Regions from separate parts of the Homo sapiens genome. Here region 1 is linked to region 2. Evidence: chromatin loops called from intact Hi-C (ENCODE). Cell type or tissue: Calu3. All regions are shown on one strand. Links, peaks and the distances in the headings refer to the core of each region. The heading gives the core; the rest is flanking DNA.

What was found. A loop is a pair of places that touch in the nucleus more often than their neighbours do. Peaks named below come from ENCODE experiments on the same cell type or tissue, not always from the same donor. Only the 100,000 strongest peaks of a DNase experiment are listed, where the experiment ranks them.
Region 1: it touches region 2 in a loop (5-fold over the local background); 5 of 110 quality-filtered maps call a loop at or near these places.

Annotation. Positions count from the first base shown.
Region 1 is chr6:47,632,701-47,636,700 of GRCh38, forward strand. No RefSeq gene overlaps it. Among named protein-coding and RNA genes, the nearest start is that of ADGRF4, 64 kb to the right of the region's middle. In Calu3, for the core only: no CTCF peak of the experiment used is centred there; DNase peaks (open chromatin) are centred at 2,191 and 2,561.
Region 2 is chr6:47,695,306-47,703,638 of GRCh38, forward strand. It overlaps ADGRF4 (adhesion G protein-coupled receptor F4), which reads left to right and starts at 3,275. Exons shown (of 10, transcript NM_153838.5): 1 at 3,275-3,489. It also overlaps the pseudogene ADGRF2P. In Calu3, for the core only: no CTCF peak of the experiment used is centred there; DNase peaks (open chromatin) are centred at 3,336 and 5,006.

The DNA of each region.
Region 1 (4,000 bases), core at 1-4,000, 64 kb before region 2:
GTATACATAAAAGTATTCAGGGACCGTTTCCTTAGTCTCACCAAGATTATCACCAGTTCCATGGAGAGAGAGGGAGAAGTAGAGAATGAAATAAAATAATGTATATTCGTTTTAGTCTATTGAATTTGTGAATGTATGTGTAATGCAAAAATGCCTTTATGTTTGTTTATCTTGATCTGAACCTGTGTTCTTACTGAGGCAAGAAAAAAATTGCCATTCAAAGGCTACATTCTCATCTGGCTTATTAATTAATTGATTATTTTTTTTGTACGTGTATGAGATGGAGTCTCACTCTGTTGCCCAGGCTGGAGTGCAGTGGCATGATCTCAGCTCACTACGTCTGCCTCCCGGCTCAAGTGTTTCTTGTGCCTCAGCCTCCCAAGTAGCTAGACTATAGGCATGTGCCACCATGCCCTGCTAATTTTTGTATTTTTAGTAGAGACATGGTTTTGCAATGTTGGCCAGACTGGTCTCAAAAACTCCTGACCTCAAGTGGTCTGCCCGCATTGGCTTCCCAAAGTGCTGGGATTACAGGCATGAGCCACCATGCCCAGCTGTCATCTGGTTTAAATTATAAATCACTGCATATACAAAATAAGTAGCAATCAACATAAAATTCCCTTGGGCTGTTTCTCCTCACTCAGGGATCTGCCTTTGTTCTTAGTGTGGTGTCTGTGTGTGCAAGAAGTGGATACATCCTCTAGGGAGCAGGAGGAGACAAGACTCCGTGTTTCTGAGCCTCTTGCTCTCCTCTGCCCCTTTCCTCCCTAGTTGAGTATTGATGTGAGAAGACATCTCACCTCTTGCCTGGCCCTTGCTCTTGCTCTCTGTGTCGGAACTTCTCTTGTTCAGAACCAGAAGGGCTCTGGATTAGCTTTCTATTGCCGCTGTAATTATCACACAAATTTAGTGGTGCAAAAACAATAGACATGTATTATTTTATATGCTGGAGGTCAGAAGTCTGACATGAATCTCACTGGGCTAAAATTAAGGCTTCCAAAGGAAGCTCTAGGGGGAAAATTCCTTTCCTTGCCTTTTCCAGCTTCTTTAGGCTGCTGGCAATTCTTAGCTCATGGCCCCCTTTCCCCATTTTCAAAGCCACCTGTAGAGGGTTGAGCCCTTCTTAAACTGCAGTCCTCCATCCTTCATGCATAATCACCTCTCCCTGATTCTGTCTCCCTCTCCACTCTTAAAAACCCTTGTGATTACATTTGGCCCACCTGTCTGAAGGCTCTTAATCACATTAGCAAAATCCCTTTTGCCGTGTAAGGTAATGTATTCACAGATTCCTGGGACTAGAATGTGTGTATATATCTAGGTGGCAGTGGTGGTGGTGGGGATTATTCTGCCAGCCACAGGCTCTCTGCTTCCTGTCAGATTGAAATGTTCCTATATTCTAGCCTTCTTTTCCCTATGCTGTGGTATTCACCCTTCCCTTCTTTATGGCAGTAAAGGAAGGCTTCAGACAAAGGATTCAGCTTACCAGTGAGTGAAAGTACTTTTTAGGTGGGGGGTGTTTTAAAAAATCATCCCCAGAATAAATAGTGACTTGCCCAGGGAGTTTTGAGGGGCATTGATGAATACAGTGAAAAGGAAACACTTTACCCTGGGAATAATTCACCATTCCAACAACTAGACTCTTAAAATTAGCTAGACAACTAATTTCATGGTAGATAATGACACTGGAAAGAGGAAGATAATAAGATCCCCTGCTGATCAAATCTGAGCCTGAAGCCTATTTAGTGACTAAGATAAGAAATGAGGTTATCGACTACTTAAACAACAAAGCTGAGGAAAACTGGGTGGTGGACAAAGAAGAGAAAATATAAATTAAAAATTTGAGGGTGAATTTTAGAACTTTAGAAGTAAGTTTTCCTGATGGCTGAGAATTCAAACCAACATACTTTCCTGTCCTTGTGATAAACAATACTGGTACTGGACATTCTTTCCTGTCCCAAGTGAAATACCAAAAGCAAACAAAAATAGATTAGGTACTTGCTCTCCAGGAAATATTTGCTCTTGGAAGATAAAATTCTGAATAAAACAAAATAGCTTATTAAGGGAGAAGACTACCCCTCATATTGTCTTATGCCCAATTTCTGCCTCCAAAGAAAGAAGAAGTAAAAACTAAAAGACAGAAATGAAATCCACAGGCAGAGAGCCCAGCGCCGCACCCTGGGCCTGGTTAAAGATTGACCCCTGACCTAACTGGTTATGTTGTCTATAGATTCCAGACATTGTATGGAAAAGCACTGTGAAAATCCCTGTCCTGTTCTGTTCCATTCTGATTACCAGTGCATGCAGCCCCCAGTCACGTACCCCCTGTTTGCTCAATCAATCACGACCCTCTCACGCAAACCCCCTTAGAGTTGTAAGCCCTTAAAAGGGACAGGAATTGCTCACTCGGGCAGCTCCGTTTTTAGAGACGTGAGTCTTGCCGAAGCTCCTGGCCTAATAAAGCCCTTCCTTCTTTAACTTGGTGTCTGAGGGGTTTTGTCTGTGGCTTGTCCTGCTACATTTCTTGGTTCCCTGACCGGGAAGCGAGGTGATTAACAGACTTCGAGGCAGCCCCTTAGGAGGCTTAGGTCTGCCCTGTGGAACATCCCTGTGGGGGACTCCAGCCAGCTTGAGCAACACGAATCCTGAGAGCGCTCGCGGGTAGGCAATTGCCCTAGTGGAACAGCTCACCAGAGCAGTGCCTGGCAGGCCCCCGTGGAGGATCAACGCAGTGGCTGAACACCGGGAAGGAACTGGCACTAGGAGTCTGGACATCTGAAACTTGGTAAGACTGGTCTTCGGAACTCGCCCACTCCATTTGAGTGGAAGCGTGGCCTGATCACCCATGGCAGCCTGTACCTGCGCTTTGGTTTTTGTTTTTGACTTGACTTGGATTGCTTGATACTTGGGTTTTGGTTTTGACCTGGCTTGGATTTCTTTTTTTATTTTATTTTATTTTTTTATTATACTTTAAGTTCTACGGTACATGTACACAACGTGCAGGTTTTTTACATATGTATACATGTGCCATGTTGGTGTGCTGCACCCATTAACTCATCATTTACATTAGGTATATCTCCTAATGCTATCCCCTCCCCCGACCCTATGACAGGCCCGGTGTGTGGTGTTCCCTACCCTGTGTCCAAGTGTTCTCATTGTTCAATTCCCACCTATGAGTGACAACATACAGTGTTTGGTTTTCTGTCCTTGTGATAGTTTGCTCAGAATGATGGTTTCCAGCTTCATCCATGTCCCTACAAAGGACATGAACTCATCCTTTTTATGGCTGCATAGTATTCCATGGTGTATATGTGCCACATTTTCTTAATCCAGTCTATCATTGATGGACATTTGGCTTGGTTCCAAGTCTTTGCTATTGTGAATAGTGCCACAATAAACATAAGTGTGCATGTGTCTTTATAGCAGCATGATTTATAATCCTTTGTATATATACCCAGTAATGGGATGGCTGGGTCAAATGGTATTTCTAGTTCTAGATCTTTGAGGAATCGCCACAGTCTTCCACAATGGTTGAACTAGTTTACAATCCCACCAACAGTGCAAAAGTGTTCCGATTTCTCCACATCCTCTTCAGCACCCATTGTTTCCTGACTTTTTAATGATCTCCATTCTAACTGGTGTGAGATGGTATCTCATTGTGGTTTTGATTTGCATTTCTCTGATGGCCAGTGATGATGAGCGTTTTTTCATGTGTCTGTTGGCTGCATAAGTGTCTTCTGAGAAGTGTCTGTTCATATCCTTTGCCCACTTTTTGATGGGGTTGTTTGTTTTTTTCTTGTAAATTTGTTTAAGTTCTTTGTAGATTCTGGATATTAGCCCTTTGTCAGACAGGTAGATTGTAAAAATTTTCTCCCATTCTGTAGGTTGCCTGTTCACTCTGATGGTAGTTTCTTTTGCTGTGCAGAAGCTCTTTAGTTTAATTAGATCCCATTTGTCAATTTTGGCTTTTGTTGCCATTGCTTTTGCTGTTTTAGACAAGAAG
Region 2 (8,333 bases), core at 1,718-5,717:
AAAAGGCGGCCTGAGATTTCACCTGGCTGGATTCTGTGTGTTGCTGAGGGAGGAGCCTCATGAATAGTCACAAAGAGTTGGGCTGACTCTAAGTAGGACATTGCAGATTATTTTTTTTTTTCAAAAGGAATCCACTGCCAGTATATCCACTTTTTCAAATTTAAATAGATTGGATTGTCAACTTGGTTTAGGCTTAGATACAACTTCCTTGGCCATGAACCAAGGGGAAAAGCATAGAGCTTTTGAGACAGAAAGATGACCATTTTCAGTTAAGGAGATGGAAGTCTGGAGTTGTGAGTCAATGCTAATCGAGGACTGAGCCAGAGGTAGAAACCCAAGTGTGCTGGCTCCCAGCCCTGTACTTCCTCTTCAAGACCATATAGACACTGAAAGATCTTCTGCCTACACTGACAATGTAAGGTCAATCCTCACCAACAATATGCTTTTTTGATACCTGGGATTGGAGAGAGGAAATATCACATTTCCAATTCAGAGCTGCTCTTTTTCTTAACCTGTATGTAAACAAATTCAACATTCAAACCAGGTGTTACCTGATAGAACAGTATTGTAGGTAGAAGCTCTTTGAGGAAAAAAAAAAAACCTCTTTACAAAGCAAGGACATAGATGACTGCAGCAGCATCTAACTAGTGGATGAAGGCAAAGGGGCAATGGGCAGCCTTTAATTATCCCAACAAGAAGTCAGTATTGATGACGTTTCATTACAAAGGAGAAAGTGGGGCTCACCTTAGGTATGAGTGCAGTCCCTTCCTTCCTTCCTTCCTTCCTTCCTTCCTTCCTTCCTTCCTTCCTTCCTTCCTTCCTTCCTTCCTTCCTTCCTTCTTCCCTCCCTCCCTCCCTCTCTCTCTCTCTTTCTCCCTTTCTCTTTCTTTCTTTTTTTCTCCCTCTCTCTCTTTCTTTCTTTCTTTGTTTCTTATTACAAATAATCTTCCTATAAGTAGGAAAGTTTGAGCAGACAAAAAGCATCAATCTGAAGTTAAAAAAAATGCATCAACCTGGAGAAATAGTCATTTTTCAAATGGCATTGCTTATCTTGGGACAACAAAAGCATCCTTCACAAATAAAGTCAGAGAGTGGTTTTAATTTACCATTTACCAATAGATTTGTATGTTCTTTTCAAGAGAAGGGGTGAGATAGACATAGTCCTGGTTTTCCTCAATGCAGGCTTAGGTACAAAGAGATGTCACTTACCCAGAGTCCATATATTGAAGTGAAAATGGAATTTCATGAAGCAAATATAGTTATAGGATGGTAACTCTGGACAAATTTTATAAAAGATGAACTCCAATTGCTTCATTTCACAGATAACAGCTCTGAGCACTAGGGAGAGAGGGAGGGATTGGCCTAGCATTTGCTTTGTGTCTTGAGCAGTCACATCTATTATGGAAGTACTCACTACTCAGCTATACTCACTCCCTGAGACAGGATGGTTGGAAAGAAACCCCACCTTAGCTTCATCATTAACCAAGAAACCCCAAGGATGCTTAGAGAAAAACTCTGGAATTATTTGGGAATTCCTGGAAGAAGCTATGCCCTCTCTCCTGCATCCCAAAGCCCACTCTACACCATCTTGAAAAATGTCAAGGAACTGCATGGATTAGGTTGACTCTGGATGACCCTGGGTAGAGACACATTCAGTTTCCTGCTGACACCGCACCAAGAAAGTGATTTGGTCAGGTGACTCTAGGAGAAATTGGTACTGATAGTATCCAAGGCAGATTTTTAAGTATCAGACTTAATACATAATGATTCTTGGGAAAGCCATTTAAATCCCTGAGACTTTAAGTGGATAAATGTAGGTAAAGTAGTATAGTACTTGGCTCATAATAATTGCTCATTCAAATTCACATGTTAGTTTTAGTTGTTTTTTTTAAATTAGAGTCCTGTGAATACATGAACCCACCCACCCACATGCAAACACAAGCAAACACACAGCCATGACCCCATGCATAAGTTTGGCTGAAGACACCCTCATGGGAACTAGTTCACTGACTTCCAAATTAAAGAGTTAAGCATTTGATTTGGTCTGTTCAACATTAGGGGTATCAGCCAGCAAAATCTGTTGAGCTTACCATTGAAAAATCCTTTCATTCATTACTGTGGTCATAATACACAGTTACCTGGCCAGGAAAGAGTACACATCACAGGGATCTGCTCACTGCACGTGTGCCTGAGCTCTCCCTCACTTTCTGCCTTCTTCAAGAATTCTTCCCTGATTGGTCCAACCAGAAGCGCTGATTCTCCCCACCTGATTTCCTGTAATTTTATAATCTATGTCCTTCACTTTTGTGTTATATTGTTTATTTCCTTTTGGTCTTTTTGTGTGCATATGTATATGTTTTGGGGAATGGGGTATTCACTTTTGTTACTCACTGTGTTACTCACTTTTGTATGCCCATAGTGCAGAGCATGGTGCCTTGTACATAGAGTATGTTCGGTAAATATGTGCAATAAAAAGTCCTTTGATTACACAATGGCTTGATATTGGCTTTTCCACTTCCCAAATGAGCCATTTCTTAACTACTGACCTAAATGGAGCTGACCCATTTCCATAAACAGCACCTCCTTGACCTTCATTGCTATAAAACCCATAACAAAACTGCCTCCTCACTTACCTCTCCTTATTGTCCACATTTCTCCTGGAAATATCTAAATGAGGGTTTGCTTTAGATCTTTGGGGAAGGAAGGCCTGTGAGTAGACAACAGTAGAACTAGGATGTGTGGGACTGTTTGGTGGTTAGCAGAACAATGCAAACTGGCTCCCCTGTCCAAAGTCAAACCGTGTGCATTCCCCACAAGTGGACACAGTGTCTTCTGTGTCTGAATTACCACAGTCATGTAGTGGCTCAGTGAGAACTCCTTGTCCCGGTCATTACAAAAATAAAACAGAAATCTCTCTGTTGCTAGGTTAGGAATTAGATCACAATTGATGCACCAGTTTATCAGCCAATTTCCTCCAAGTTCAACATCAGAACAGGCAAAAAAAAAAAGTATCAGCCTTTAAAAATCATCAACAATAGTGGCATAACCTTGCATTTTATCACCCTCCTTCCAATTATCCCAGTGCAGCAGATGCAAGCAGAGTCTCATGCAATCATCTGAGATAAGGATGAAGAACTGAAAGACAAACAAGTGACTCACTTTAATGGATTTGCTTCAGACAGGAGAAACCTGTAATTTCTCTTAGGCGTGCTTCATGGACCCATAGTGGAGTGAATCACAGACTTGCACAAGCCTTGAAACTGTGGGTAACTTTACAGTTCTCAGATCGGCTTCTCGCAACAGGCAGTCAGTTCTCACTGGGCCCCTTGGACTCCCATTTCAAAAATGGAGAAGACAGATCACAGCCACTGACCAGGGACCGTGGGAGGTGCCACGTGATGGTGAGGCATCATGCTAGGGAGCTGAGCTCTGACCTTCCTGCTGGGTGATTCTCCACCTCTGGGCTGCTAGATCTACTTCCTGGATGCCGTGAGTAGATGTCCTACACCAGCACCATTTTCCTGTTGAAGAAAGGCTTGTTTTTGCACATATTCCAGGAGGGGGAAATGCGTGATATATGATGGTATTTTCTGGAATGCTTGATTCTTCTGGAAACTTCTCTAACATGATTTAGAAATTGGCTAGCTCAAGGTTGGAGTATTTCCTAAGCCTCTTTTACGTTTGTTTTTCTTTAAGAGTTGTTTGTCAGGCTTTAATGGCTCACTCCTAGGAGTGAAAATGCAAAGTATCCTGTCAGGCAAATAAACTCACTGTCCCTGCATTGTCCCCTTGCTTGATAAATTTCAATACCTGTCTTTTAGACTGAATGTAAAGCTGGATGTTGTTTTAAAAGTGTTCTTGATTAGTTTCTTCTTTTAGTGAGCCTGAAAAAGCTATCATTGTATCAATTTAAAAAAACATTTCTCCAGTTACTGCCAAACACGTTTTTGCAAAGGCATCTTCCCTTGTTTCAAGTGGCCAATTCTATGCTACTTGAAGGTCTATATTCCTTATACTCTGAAGACAGTTGTGAGAGGTCTAAAGTGTTGCATCATTAGGTGCTGTTTATTTGTTTGTTTGTTTGTTTTTCAGTGTCAGCACATCATGAGCTTTCTTCATGGACCAGAGGCAATTGCTGGGCGTATAAATTTCTTTAAAATTTTATAAGTATCAAGATAGTTGGTGAGATATCTAGATGTCTTCTAACTCTGAAATTGTCTTCCAACTCTGAAATTATGTGATTCTTGAAACCTATCAGAATCTGAATCCAGATTCCAATTTTTAGAAGAGATGCTGGGCTACAAACAGATTGGCTGGAAGCCATCTAAAGTAGCTAAAGATGAGATGTTTCTGATTCTAATAGTTCTTTTCTATCTTTCTTTCCCCCAAGGCTCTATGTGAAGCATTTCTTCCATGGCAAGGGAGAACTCTAAGGGTAACTAAATAGATTCTGCTATGAGGGCAAGAGATACTGGGTCTTAAACACATAAACAACTCGTTTATCCATCTGATGTTATAATCAGAGTTCTAATTATACTACTGGAACAGAGGAAACAGACAGACAGTTATAGAATTAGGGGAACAACACACACACACATACACACACACACACACACACAGACGACACACCCCCCCCCCCAAAATGTGGGTCACTTAACTCTTAGGTTCCTTGCCCTCTAGTTAACCTCTTTGGATTGGTTGTTCCCATCAGACAATGGTCTGGCCTGGGAGTAAGAGGCGAATTGCCACCTTGAAGACTGGCAAAAAAGTGAGAAGAGGCACTCCCTCTCACCTTGTGGTACAGTTCCGGGGAGAGGAACCCTTTGGGAAAGTATTTCCTTGATTCACAAATATTCTTGGCCATTCACCTTAGGGTGTTTTGCATGAACAGGTTTGCGAGATCACACCTTCTGATGCATTCCTTCCTGACTGACTACACTTACAGTTCCCAGCTGACCTTTTAAAATTTTCTTTGGGAGTCCTGATGTCAGGCCGCACTCAGCGTGTTCAGACGGGTAGGGAGTACTCAGTCTGTGTGAGTCATCCCCTACAATTCCATCTGGCATGTTTCAGAAAGAAGCTCCAGTACCCAGACAGACTCACTGTAGTTTTAAATTCCAACTCATTCAGAAAATCTGCTCCAGGTACAAGCAAGATGGGACAAATAGGAGATGGTGTTTCAGAACAGCTGGGGTCATCTGGGTCTGTCTGGAGAAATAGGGTTTTATTAGTTCTGACTTATGGAGACAGTGTGGAAAAAGACACATGCATTGTTATGACACCCTCTTGTGCCCATGGCGGACATCCCTAACCTGGCATGGCATTATTTCCTGCTCAATTCTTTTTTCACATAAGGCTCCAGGCAGTACAATAAAGAGGAGGTCCACAGTAGGACTGGCATCTACTTAAGTCACCAGGTTCCAAAATCATCTAGAGTTGCAAACGTGCTCACCTGACCCTCTGAGATAGAAAAGTTGCCTCATGATTTTAAAGCAAAAACTTCAGATGCTGATGTCACTCTGCAGGAATCATTTCCCAATTCATTCACTTATACAACAAATGTTTACTGAGTGTCTATTCTGTATCTTATCCTCTGCTGGGTGCTGAGGATAGAGAAACATCAGGTGTTTACATTTTTTTGCCTATTTCACTAGGTGTGGCCTAATTTCTCTCAGGCTCTGGGGGGGAAGAGCACAAATTGTTGTGCTCTGTTGACCCATTGTGATTAGAATTTAGGCAGCGGTGTGAAAGTCGCTGATTACTGTAAACTTGATGGAGAGGTAGATCCTTAGACACATTCACCCTGGGACAATCAGGTCTAGCTGTGTTTGCCTGTAACTCTCTGAGGCCAGCAAATGTTATTTTCTTTGTAATGACCAGCAAATGTTATCTTTTTCTTTGTAATGACCATGTTAGAGCAGGGAGCCTGGCCTCCATTCAGCAGGCTTGAATTGCTTTTTAGTACTGTGTGAAAAACAAAGGTGAATTATAGTGGGTAATTAACACTTTTATAATCATGCACAGAAAGAGGCGGGTTATGGAAGTGGAGGAGAAGGAACCTGCGACGTGACTTTTTCAGGTCCCAAGAAGCTGCGTTTCTAGGTGGCTTAGTTGCTTTTATCTCTGAAATAAATCATCTTGCAGACACCTTGGGAAGGAGATGTGGAGCTGCCCTTATTGGGTGACTAGTATAGCAATTGGAGGGAATTTATAAATGACTAACCCTTTATTTACCTTCTTGCCACAGATAGCCTCAGGCAAGAGTTCTTTTGCTTCTTGTTTTCTCTTTCACTTTTTAATTCTTCATTTCTGAAACTGATTTCTTTCTTGTGGTCACCCAAGCTTTGCTGTGAATGACTTAAAGAGCTCCCATGAACATATCAGCACAGTGACGGGCATTAGGTAGATGCCCAACAAATACATGTGTAGCCTAAGTCTGGATAGATTAATGTGTTTTCCTCCAAGATAACATATTGTGATGGAATAGCAGCTTGAAACTCCTCAAGGCATTTCTGATTACTTATTTATTTTTATTTTTATTTCTTGAGACAGAGTTTCACTCTTATTGCCCAGGCTGGAGTGCAATGGTGCAATCTCAGCTCACTGCAACCTCTGCCTCCCAGGTTCAAGCGATTTGATTCTCCTGCTTCCGCCTTCCAAGTAGCTGGCATTATAGGTATGCACCACCACGCCTGGCTCATTTTTTTGTATTTAGTAGAGAGGGGGTTTCACCATGTTGGTCAGGCTGATCTCAAACTCCTGGTCTTAGGTGGTCCACCCGCCTTGGCCTCCCAAGGTGCTGGGATTATAGGCGTGAACCACTGCGCCTGGCCTAGAATTTCTGATTATCAAGTGAATTGGTAAATCCTGGGTGAAACAGTTTTCTTACTACAAGAAATCTCAGAACCTTTGATATGTGTTCATGCCTGTTTGTGTGTGTGTCTGTGTGTGTGTTGGGGGGAGTTGGGCAGTGGTGTTACCCATCGTTTCCCAAACTGATATGACCATGGAACCCCTTTGGCTTTTATGAGACCAGTCTTCCACAGAAACCCATGTGAGGACACAAGGCCTTGGTCAAATACAGTAGACACAAAAGCCTCCGTTGTTTGCCTACTAAAAGTAGAGCAGTCCCACTCCCCGAATTCAAAGAAAATTAGGTCAGTCTATATAAATGCCTTCAAGGTTAAATTTTTCTTCTGTTCCATTTTCTTTAACCTTTTTGTGCCTGCTACAAATGGTTGACAAACAAATGGTGGATAATATGCATCAACCTCAAACATAAATATGTCTTGTTCCAGCATTATTCTGTCACAATTACTGCTTGCTGTTTTTGTTTCCCCTCACTGAGTACTAGAATCTTGATTTAAATGGAGACGTCTCTTCCCAACAAAGTGTTTTTCTGCCACCATACACAGAGGGTTTATAAAGATAGAGAATATAAGAGAATACACAATTTTGTTGACAAACTGAACAGAATGTAGAACCAGAAGTCAATAAATGGAATAAAGGTAATTTAAGGAGAATATGCCTGGAACAAGTCTGGATTCTCCACATAGGATAGGATCTAGCACTGGCTGTCCACTCTTTACCAGAAACTGGTATGTCCCTCACCTGGGTGAGTTAGCCCCCATCAGGCTCCCATATGAAAGCTTCTTCTTTAGGTACTGACCATGGTTTGCTTATATCCATCTGGACAATTCTCACTCTTCTTGTTACATTTAATTTAATATTTAGGTTTTGCATGCTTGTTCTTTTCTTTCCCTCATCCTTTCAGGAGACCACTCACTACATATAGACATGTGCTAGGTGCTGGAGAGATACTATATTTGTGTTTACTGAAACTTTTCAGTTTGGAATGTTGATAAACTCCAATTCACTTTAATTATTAATCTTTATCAGTGGTAGATCTAAGGATGTGTGTTTCCTCCTTTACATTCTATAAAATATCAACCATGGATGAATTAGGAGGATAAATTATGCTGCCAAAGCTTTTAATAAAATTTTAAATTCTTCATTCTCAGAATCCTTAAGCTCTTCTCTGCAGAGGACTCTGGCTTTTGGCCTTAGCTACATTTGAATTCTGAAAGGAGGGATCCCATTCGACCCTTTCTGGTGAGAAGAGAACCAACCAAATTAGGGCTAACCTGAAAATGTCTATCTAATCCATCGCTGCCAATCAAACTGGGCTAAAATAAAAATGCTATGATTCCTCTTGGGTAATGTCACTGAATATTCTCCCCCAACATTTGTAATATCGGAAGGAAATTTACTATATAAATTACCATCCCAAATGGTATATAGTTACATATGCCAGACTATAGAAACATGAATGA